2 separate regions of the Mus musculus genome follow, and region 2 is linked to region 1. A link is a contact called in ENCODE Hi-C or POLR2A ChIA-PET data. All regions are on one chromosome and are shown on one strand. The core of a region is the stretch at or near the end of the contact, and the rest is flanking DNA. Distances in the headings are between cores, read along the strand shown.

Region 1 (5,233 bases), core at 1,744-4,243:
GATCTTGTACATGCTAGGCAAGTGTTTAAATATTACACTCCATCTCTACCCCTAGGTAGAAAGAACTTTAAGAGTTATCTAAATTAAGCCAGGTGAAATAACATAAATCTTACATGCCAGCATTAGGAGGAGGCATCTGGACCTCTGTGTTTGAAGCCAGTCTTGCATACATATTTAGGACAACAAGTACTACATAGAGACCCTATCTCAAGACAACAAACAAACTTATAACAAATACATTTATATAACTCAACACAGCTAAAAGGTGAATTTCAATTCAAAAATTTTTCCCTCCCACTACAGTCCCTTTGGACTTCAATGCTGCTTTGGTTTTGTTGGACTAAATAATTGGCTGTGTACTTTTTCTCATGCTTGTTTTGATGCAAGGTCCCCTGTAACTCAGGATGGTTTCTCACTTGTTCTGAAACATGGGATGACCTTGAATTCTTCTTTCCTTTCTCTTCAAGTGCTAGGATTATGCATGTGCATAACGCCCCCCCCCCCCCCCCGTTTGTTTTTCAGTATATCTTATTCTATCTAGCAGATGACTAACACAATGGAAACAAATAAATATTCAACACTTGTGCAGTGTTCTAAACAATGACGCTATAAAATGTAGTGGCTCATCCAGATGTGTGATGTTCCCTTGTTATTCCACATTCAGGAGGCGGGCAGGAGGAACAGAAGTAAATGCCAGTTTTGACCATGTAGGCAATTTGAGATCCTGTCTCAGAATCAAAACAAGGACTGGAGGAGGACTCCTCCCTCCAAGTCTGATGACTAGAATTTGATCGTCTGCATTCACACAGCAATTTTGAAGTTGTCCCCCAACTTCTACACTTGTGCTATGACACACTTGCTTCCTCATACACATACACTTTTAAAAGGAACAAAATAAAATATAGTAGCTAAAGAAATGAAATTGCCAAAGAGACCATAAATTTCTTTTTTTTTAATCCCTTCTTTCTGCATACTTAGTGTTCAGAGGGGGTGATTATATTTCTACGCCAGTGAAGCTATTTATTTATTGTGCTACCTCAATTTATGCACCTTTGAGACAGGAGTTTTGTGTAGTTCATGAATTTTAGATCCTATTGCTTCAGCCTCTTGCATGCTGGGATTACAGGTATACAGCATATTTAGCTCAATTTCTGGTTTTTTTTTCCTATGAAGTAAGGAGAGCAATATGTACCTCATCGGATTTCAATATGTACCTTATAGGATTTCTGTGCAAATAAAACAGGATAATAAAGGCACATAACACAGTGTGCAGAAAACAGTTCCACAGTCTTAGCTAAATAGTTTAATAAAGGCAGTCTTAAGACGGATGCAGAGGAAAATTTGCAGTCATTAAAAACAAACACAAAGCCAACGCTACTACATTTTATAAGACCGCAAAAATTTCCCCAATGTATTAATTGCTTCAAAGAATATAGACTTAGGAATGTTAAGTCAAGAGCACTCAACTTTAAACCACTACTTGTGTGGGAACTGCTGGAGCAGATGCAAGGCAGTACTTGAAAACATTCAAAGGTAGTAACAACTCTCTTTTCCTCTATTCAGAGCGCTTTGAGAGCTGCATGACATTAATCCCAGCACTTGAGTGACAGCGGCAGGCAGATTACTGAGTTCACTGCAAGCCTGGTCTACATAGTGAGTTGCAGGCCAGGTAGGGCTAGATAGTTAGAGCCTATCTAAAAAGAAAAAAAAAAAAAGTTCCCTGGGAAAAACAGCTGCCAAGGTTTTTAGGTGAGAGGTTACATCTTCTGACTTGCAAGGAATCCATCCACGAACTGACAGCACCAGACTGCCATGGAAAAGAAACAAACGTATATAAAGAGATATAGCATGCTATTAATAGAAAGGAAGCCGAATCCTTTCCACACCTGTTACTTGATTGACCACACATCCGAGGTACAAGAGATGAAATCACTTGTCCGAGACCAGACAGCTGCGCCTTAGTCTTAAAACTTCAAAGTCCTAACAGGGAGATTTCAAACTTCTAGGGAGTTGTGAGCTCGCCTATAATGCCAGTAGCTTGAGAGGTTGCTCTAGGAAGGTAGCCAATTTGAAGACAATATGGGCAACACCGAGGCCGTCTCAAAATAAGAAAACATCCAAATGCCTACACTTAACTGAAATGCTAAAAATACACACATAATCATTTCTTCCAAGAGAAAAAGTCTTAGACCTTCAAGCTAAATAGAAAGGAACTTCTCCTTTAAATGAGTCGAGAAGAAACTTTCGTAACTTTTCACTTCCCAAGCCAAAGCAATTCTTATTCTGAAGTCAAGCCAATTCGGTATACACATATGTATGTGTGCATGTAATACATACATGTACGCGCACACACACACACCACTTCCAGTTTTACTCGTCAGGGAAATCAATACGGAGGCAGACCAAGGAAGTAGTCCAGGTAACAGGTCAAATAAGCTTGAGTAGAACTGACAGGTGTACCCAAATGCCCAACTACATTAAAGCCTCTTGGGAAGCTGCTTTCTCGTTTTCCCTGGTAAAGCGATCGACACCCGTGATGCCCTCTGCCACCGGATCCTCCAGGAAAAAGGAGGTTCAGCTCCCCACCTCCTCGCCACAGAGTCGTTCGTACACAGCTTCCAGCTCCTGCAGCTCTGTCAGAGAGCGAATGAGCTCGGTGGAGATTTCGGAGCAGTGTCCTCCTCCCACCCCCTCCGGTGGCGGAGGAGCTCCTGACAATTTCAGCGGAGACTCCACCTCCGCCATCTTGGCTCCCGGTGGGCGCTTCCGGGCTTGCGAGGTCCCCTCTGCGTTGGCGCGGTGACCTTTGGGGCTGCCCACAGATATGCCCGATCAAAACCATTGGAAGTCTATTTTTAAAACTAACCTTCTATTTTACAGAAAACTTACCGTAACGTATAAATTTTAGATAACTCATTAGTCTTCAGGTGCAAGATGAAAACATCCCAAATTTACATCTATTTATCAGGCGGGGGCTAGATACCTTTTTCCCGTCGCGCGGCACCCGAAGGCCCGTCTTGAAGGCTAATGGCGGACGCCGGCGGATCGGCAGTGGCGGTGGCTTAGGCCTTGAAGCGATTCAGCATCCGTCGGGTACCGAAGCCATCCTTCTTGCAGCAGGGTAAAGAAGTGGCCTCCCAGCTTCTCTGTCGCGGAGGAAGTGGAGAGCGCTCATAGGAGAGAGCTGCCCGGCACCTCGGCCGGAGCCGCAGGGGCAGTTTTAGGCCCGAGAGGTTCGGTAGGCGTGAGGTTAGGGAAATGCTTGCCGTGGGCAAATGGCCTCGTGGACTCTTCGCCCACTTGTGTCTTCAGAGTGGGAACGAGTCCTTTAAGGCTTGCGAGTTTAACGTGGTGGCACACTCGTGTATTTCCACCACGCGGGGGAGGTTGAGGAAGTGGGAGTCCCACCGAGGCTGCATAGGAAGACTCGAGATTGAAAGACTATTCAATCAGCAAGGGGTAAAAATTCTGTTTGTTCAAAATGTGCAACTATCAGAAACCGCCCGGGAGCCGGGGATCTGGTTTGAACTTGTGCATTTGGTAGTTAGGCAAAATGTTGTTTCTCCTCTGAACCTCTGTTTACTGTAAAAGAAAGAAAAAAAAAACCCGAAGGCTAATAGTACCCATTTGAAGACTGTGCAAGATAAAAAGGAGGTGATGGTGGAACCGGAGATTATAGGCAGAGGCGGGGGAGGAAGCTTTCCACGGTTTGGCTGTTACGGTTACCTGATACCGGATATTCCTCCAGGAAGCACCTCTTCAGTAAGCCAGGAGATCCGTTTGTTTTGGTGTTGAGTGAGTAGGTGCTCATTTTAATCCTCCAAACCTAATGGTAGAGAGCACTTGCCCAAGGCCATAGGTTTCCTTCTCGTAGCCTCAAACACGAAATTCTGCATACAGAGCCTTACGAGGCAAGGTACCATCTTCCCCCCTGTTAAAGCAAATGTCCAAAGTCATAACATCACGTTCGCTGCTTATGGTGCAGCCGGAACTCATCCGTGACAGCCTTGTAAATTGTGAGGTCCTCTACCCTCAAGCTGCCAGTGCCAGTTCAACCTTTAGGGATAAGCCTTAGAGATATTAGTTTATTAGGTATTTTAGGACTAAATCTTAGAGGTATAACTTCATTTGCTTATATGTAGCGTTAACAGTTTCGCTAACTGAATTATAGTGTAGGCATTGAGTAAGATTCTCGGTATCTGTAGCAGAAAGCTGTCTTGTTGGTTTCTCAAAAAAATTCATCCTTTGGTTAAAGACAGCACATAAAATATGCAATAAATATATGTTCTTGAACATGCACATATATAAGCATATGGAAAGATGTAAGTTTGGTAAGATTTATAACCCAGAGAGAGAATGGGGTCTCTGGGAAATGAATCTGAGGTTTTTAGAGCCTTGAATAATGTGGATGTGTAGACCCTTGAACTACAGCTAACTGTAGGTTCTCATTTGTCTGGCAAAAAAAAAAAAAAAAAAATCACAAAAGGCACGTTTGTTAATTGAGCAAGTTGTAGGTTCTGGCATTTAACCACTTGCTCTATGTTGTCCAACTGATAGGATTTTTGAGCTTAGGGTTCCCTTGACCATAAGAAGTTTGGTTTTGTTTGAGACCGGGCCTCTCTTTGTATCATAGGCTGGAACTGAGTGTGTGACTCAGGCTGGCACTGAACAGAGTGATTCTCTTTCCTCTGCCTCTCGAGTGCTAGGATTACAGAAGAGAGCCATGATTCCTGTCTTTTTTTTTTTTTTTTTTTTTTTTTTTTTTTAATACCTAAAATGGGTGTTGCTAGGTGTAGTGGCACACACCTTTAATCCCAGTGCCTGGAGGCAGAGGCAGGAGGATCTCTGAGTTCCAGGATAGCTATTTCTGAATTGTCCATTCTGGAATTCACTGCAGCTTATACTTATCTTACACTTGCAGATATCCTCCTGCCTCGGCCTATTGAGTGTTCATGCCAATGTGCAGGCTTTCATAGAATTCATGTGAAATGAAAAGCAAAAGATGTAGTATCCTAGAACGGTGCCCACCATATAAGTGGTGGTGTATTTTTCCCCTCTTGAGACTGCAGCCCGGGCCTCTGCGAGCTTAGGAGGCACGTCGAGAAAGCACTCTTAGCTCTGCCTGTTCTGATTTCAACAAGAAGTTCCCAGACAGGGCTTCTTTTAAAAACAACAATTCTGTTTTTGTGTCCGTAGTCTGCTTTGCCTTGAAACCGTTGCTGTAACCAAGAGT
Region 2 (5,591 bases), core at 299-2,798, 450 kb before region 1:
TCTTCCTGGTCCACAAAATATCCGTGTACATACAAAAATAAAAAAATCCTTTCTCCTGCTGGGCGTGGTGGCGCACTCCTTTAATCCCCGCACTCGGGAGGCAGAGGCAGGCAGATTTCTGAGTTCGAGGCCAGCCTGGTCTACAAAGTGAGTTCCAAGGCAGCCAGGGCTATACAGAGAAACCCTGTATCGAAAAACAAACAAACAAACAAACAAACAAAAATCCTTTCTCCTTATTTTAGCCACTCGGGACACCAGCAGCAGCTTGTTCTGATAGCAAGAAAAGGGAAAGGATAACTGTCGGTACACGGGGAACTGAAGAAGTGGCTCACAGGTAGAAAACTGGCTGCTAGTCCCCAGGCTCCGTTCCCAGCACTTACTTATTTTCTGTATATGAGTACACGGTTGCTGTCCTCAGACACACCAGTAGAGGGCACCAGATCCCACTGATGTTTGTGAACCACCATGTTCCTGGGAATTGAACTCAGGACTTTTGGAAGAGCATTACAGTGATGTTAACCACTGAGCCATCCCCTCAGCACTGTGAAGAGGGCTTTTGGGTTGTTTGTTTGTTTGTTTGTTTGTTTAAAGACCTTTAAGTAAGATTTCCTTCTTCAGAAACATGTTTGGAAAATCTTACGTGACAATTTATATTTCCAAGCCATTTATCATAGTAGTTTTCAAGTTGAAGACATTGTGCAAGATTTAAAAAAAAAATTTTTTTTTCCGACCATTGCGGACAAGTTGCTCAACCCAATGAGAGACTCTACAGGCTCTGGAACTCTGGGGACAAACTTTTAAAATCATCGATAAACTCTTTAATAAAACCTTAGGAAGAAGCAGGGGAAGTCACTTTTAAAGAATTATTTATTTATTTTATGTATATGAGTACACTGTTGCTGTCTTCAGACACACCAGAAGAGGGCATCTGATCCCATTACAGGTGGTTGTGAGCCACCATGTGGTTGCTGGGACTTGAACTCAGAACCTCTGAAAGAGCAGTCAGTGCTCTTAACCACTGAGCCATCTCCCCAGCCCCCGGGAAGTCACTTTTAACATTTTCTTTCTTTCTTTATTTTCTTTTCTTTTTTTGGTTTTTCGAGACAGGGTTTCTCTGTATAGCCCTGGCTGTCCTGGAACTCACTTTGTAGACCAGGCTGGCCTCTGCCTCCCTGAGATTAAAGGCGTGAGCCATCACCGCCCGGCCACTTTTAACATTTTTCACTCTCAGTAGAAGAGGAAGGGGAAAAAAAAAAAAAAAAAAACCAACTCTCTTCCTCAGGGCTTCTTCCCGCCGAACAGTTCAAAGGAAGGGGCGCGAGATGGCGGACTCCGCACGACTACCAATTGCAGGAGGCGCCTTGGCCGGAGGTTCTCGCCCAGAAATGTATCAAAGGCTGACCAATGAGGGCGCCACTATTTCAGCTGGCGGCGACCGACGGAAGAAGAAGAGAAGAGATTGGTCGCCGTCCGCAGTGGCTGGCCAATAGGAGCTCGCCGAGCCGCGGCTCCAGCGGGGGCGCCTCAGGGTCCAGAAGAGCTGCTGGGCGCGGGCGGAGCGGGTGCGCAGTAGGGGATGCGCGGTAACGATGGCCGAAGTCGCGGTCGGCCAGGCGTCCGACTTGGTCCCCTCAGGTGAGGCTGCTCCCTGCTTCTTCTCCGCCCTGGGGGCCTCTGGATGCGGGTGGTGGTCCCTTGCTCTGCGGCTGCTCACGGGGCCCAGCGAGGTGGGCGGAGGGCGCGCTGGGAGCTCGGCGGTCTCCTTCGGTCCGGCCTGAGGACCTCGACCTTCTTCCTCCTCCTTTCCTGAGGAATGGGGGGTGGGGGAGAGCTCGGGAGGAGCTGAGACGGGGCTCGGCTCGCACCGATTGCGGACCCTCCACGGAGTCGTTCTCCGGGTGCTTCCCGCGCGGGTCGAGCCCCGGTGACTGACTCTTTGACCCTTGTCGCTCGCTGTTTTAACTTTTATCACCGCAGCGGAACTGCGACCGAAGGATATTTTCATTCTCCTCTTCCTGCGGGGAGGCGGGCGTGGGCAGACAGGTTAGGAAACTTAACTTTGGTTCCGCAGCTACTAACAGGGCGAGCCTGGATACGAACCCGGGTCTGACTGAATCCCCGCGGGCTCCCGGCGACCTGTTTATTGGGGCAGCCGTCGCTCCCGCCTTCTGTGTTTATCGAAACCAAAGCTTAGCAAGGGTGGGGGGCAGAGGTGGAGTTCACGGTCTGAGGGCCGCTGACTTTTCGGGGCCATCGGACTAGCGTTTGTGTCACTTAAAGAAGGGGCTCATACGAGCACGAGCCCAGGATTTGGGGAACGTGTTTTGTTTTTGGATGTGTGTGTGTGTGTGTGTGTGTGTGTGATTGAGGAACTAAATTGTAAACTTTAAATAGCAGCCTGTAAGAAGCACTGTTCAGAGAGGACAGTTAAGTGCATCTAGACCTAACTTAGGCATGCTTATTTGTGACAGTCCCCCTCTGGAATCCGGACTGCTCTCAAACTTGAGGCAATCCTCCTCTCTCTCTCTAATGATGGAATTACAGTTTTGAGGAAATATGCAAGGAGTATGGGGGGGGGGAGCTATTTTTAAAAGATAATTCTTGTGAGGATGTCGTTAAACTTTAGAGCCATATTAAAAGCATCAGTTCACATATTTTTGAGTAGTGAAGAGCTTAATTTTTAAAGCCTATCACCTTTTTTGCATAAAAATTTAAAATTGATAAGATTCTTTTCTAGAAGTCTGCTAGAGTTTTAGTAGTGAACAGCTCCTGGTATATTCTTGATTGTAGCTTTTGGTTTATCATTTTGGACTTTTTTTCCTTGTGTTTTTGAGAAGTGGAAGACACGATCAGTATTATTTAGCACCAGCAGTGACAGTCAATGGATGCTGTGTGAACTTCACTGCTGTTACCTTCTAGTTGAAATCAGAACTGGTTGCTCTCTAGACATGCCATGGAAGGAAGTTTTATTTTAAAATACTGAACAGTGCTAAAAATTAGAATAAGAAAAAAAACCTGCATTTATTACTCAGGTCTAATGAATCTTAGACTTTATTTTTTAGTTAATTAAATTTATTTCTTAAGGGCTGGAGAGATGGCTCAGTGGTTAAGAGCCACTAACTGCTCTTCCAAAGGTCCTGAGTTCAAATCCCAGCAACCACATGGTGGCTCACAACCACCCTAATGAGATCTGATGCCCTTCTTCTGGTGTGTCTGAAGACAGCAATAGTGTACTCATATTCATAAAATAAATAAATCTTTTTAAAAATTATTTCTTAAAATGAGACCCTGCTAAATAGCTCAGGCTGTTTGGAAACCTGCATTGTAGTTCGGGCGAGTACAGTTTGCCATTCTCCTGCCTCTGACTTCACCCTCTAGGGGCTAGGATTACAATATGTCACCAAGTCCAGCCATCTTGGCTTTGTTGCAATTGCATATGTGCTGGGATAAATCCAAAGGCCTTGTGTATGCTAGGTTAGTGCTAAGCTGCAACCCCTAGTCTCACTTTCGGGTTTTTCCTCACATTTAAATGTTATAAGTACAAACATGTCTGCTTGTGAGAATGTCTTCTGTGGCCTGGCTGAAAGCAGATAGGTGCCAGGTGGTGGGCCATATGCTTAGTGTGTGCAGGGCCCTGCATTCAGTCTCCCAGCACCACATGACCAAAAAGTGACATTTCTGTTTGTCCTTTGTCACTTTTGATGCTATGAAAGGTTAACTGTTACCTGCTACATACAGTGTTATATTTGTTTTTGGTAAATGTCTATATGCAGTTGGAGACACTGTTGCTAGGTTTCTGGGGGATTACTTTTGTATCCAATAATTAAGCCTCATTATTATTTTGGCCTTTTTCTTTTGGAACCGTGCTTATAGGAAAATGGTTGTAAATGGTTTGGTTTGGTTTTGGGTATAAAGTCTTATTCTTTAGCCCAGGCTGGCCCTGAGTTCATGGTGATCTTCTATGGTTCAGAGTTGGTTGCCAAAACATTTTTTACTATTGGGATTTTATTTTTAACCCTTGTTTTGCTAATAAAAGATCTTAAACAGAAATTCTGAAAGACATGTCAACTCCATAACATTTTTTAAACCTATTTTACTAATATGTTTTATAAATACTGTATCCCCAGAGATGGATCATGAAGTGATATACAGTCATCTTCAGGGACCATTAGAGGGTACTATAGAACCAGCTACTCCAACTGAAGTCGTCAGCAATGGGGCACCTCTCCAGCCTGCCCCTGCTGAACTGGCCAATAGCCAAGGTGGAGCACATGTTCAGCCTGCCCCTGCTGAAGTGGTCAGCAGCCAAGATGGACTGCCCACTCTACAGCCTCTGCCACCAGCATCCATTGATTTGACGGAGGAAGTACAGCCCTCAGAAGAAAATATGGAGGTTGTCAATCCTGGAACTTCAGAGGAGCCTAGTCAGGGATCTGGTGCTAACCCAACCGCCGGAGCTGCTAGATCCGTTTCAATGAACAACTTCATCAGCGGGCTGCAGAGGCTTCATAACATGCTGGAATTGCTGAGACCTCCACCTGCAGACCACAGTGTGGGGCCAATAAGAACAAGGAGGAGGATGGCACCCATTTTGAGGGCCAGAGCTGGAGAGTCTCAGAGGCAAGACAATGGCAGGTAAAATATGAATTAAGGGATTGATGCCACTCTGAGGTACCACTCTCAGGCTCAGATTCTGGTCACATCCCCAGTGCCACCAAGGTTAACTTTTCAGAATTCCCACATCCTGGTAGGTCAGATAAAATTAGTGCTTGCTTTGTTTATTTCATTTAGTATTGAGTTGGGTCTCAATGGCGTGCTTTGAACACTAGAGGCAAGTTTATCAGCAACAGTATCTTTTAATAGTTGACCTCTTTTAGTTTTCAATTAAAAATGTTTTCAAATGCGTATATGAGCTGTGTGCATGCCTGTGTATGCACGGGTGTTGAGGAGGGGTCTCAGTTGAACCTAGAACTCTCCCATATGGCTAGTTTAAATAGCTAGCTTGCTCAGGGAATCTCTTGTCTTCCTGAGTTACAAGTGGCCATCCTTGTGTTTACACATGTTCTGAGTATTTGAATTCTGGTCCCTGAGTTTGGATGGCAGGTGACTTACCCTGAGCTTCCCAGCCATGGTGTACGCCCTCGGCTTTTAAGATTTTTTTTTTTTTTTTTTTAATGTATGGTGGTGCATGCCTTTAATCTTAGCACTTGGCAGGCAGATCTCTGGGTTTGAAGTTAGCATGATCTACATAAATCCTGTCTCAAAAAATCAAAATCAAATAACTAAGTTAAATCATGGGGTGGCGCATGCCTCTAATCCCAGCACTCGGGAGGCAGAGGCAGGCAGATTTCTGAGTTCGAGGCCAGCCTGGTCTACAGAGTGAGTTCCAGGACAGCCAGGGCAGTACAGAGAAACCCTGTCTCGAAACATCAACAACAAAAAAAGACCAGTGGCTGCTCTTCCAAAGAACCAGGGTGTAATTCCTAGTACTCACATGACAGATAACAACTGTCTCTACCCTCAGTTCCAAAGGATCAGATGTCTCTCTTCTGGCCTTTGTACTGCATTCATTCAGGTGGTGCACAGATATA

Evidence for each region. Hi-C counts contacts between places; a loop is a spot of excess contacts on that map. ChIA-PET counts read pairs that join two places held with the same protein, here RNA polymerase II (POLR2A).
Region 2: a loop to region 1 is called in a map of mouse embryonic stem cell, with 3 times the contacts of the local background. The contact joins the promoter of Rfwd3 here to the promoter of Sf3b3 in region 1. A Hi-C loop is called at or near these places in 2 of 37 maps with a recorded cell type or tissue (mouse embryonic stem cell and v-Abl transformed pro-B cells). POLR2A ChIA-PET finds 5 or more read pairs at or near these places in 2 of 5 experiments (both embryonic stem cell).

What each region holds. Positions count from the first base shown.
Region 1 is chr8:110,844,563-110,849,795 of GRCm38, reverse strand. It overlaps Sf3b3 (splicing factor 3b, subunit 3), which reads left to right and starts at 2,993. Exons shown (of 26, transcript NM_133953.2): 1 at 2,993-3,121; 2 at 5,197-5,233. Cog4 (component of oligomeric golgi complex 4) reads right to left here and starts at 2,772. Exons shown (of 19, transcript NM_133973.2): 1 at 2,587-2,772. The coding sequence starts at 2,745.
Region 2 is chr8:111,296,179-111,301,769 of GRCm38, reverse strand. Rfwd3 (ring finger and WD repeat domain 3) reads left to right here and starts at 1,548. Exons shown (of 13, transcript NM_146218.4): 1 at 1,548-1,635; 2 at 4,128-4,635. The coding sequence starts at 1,590.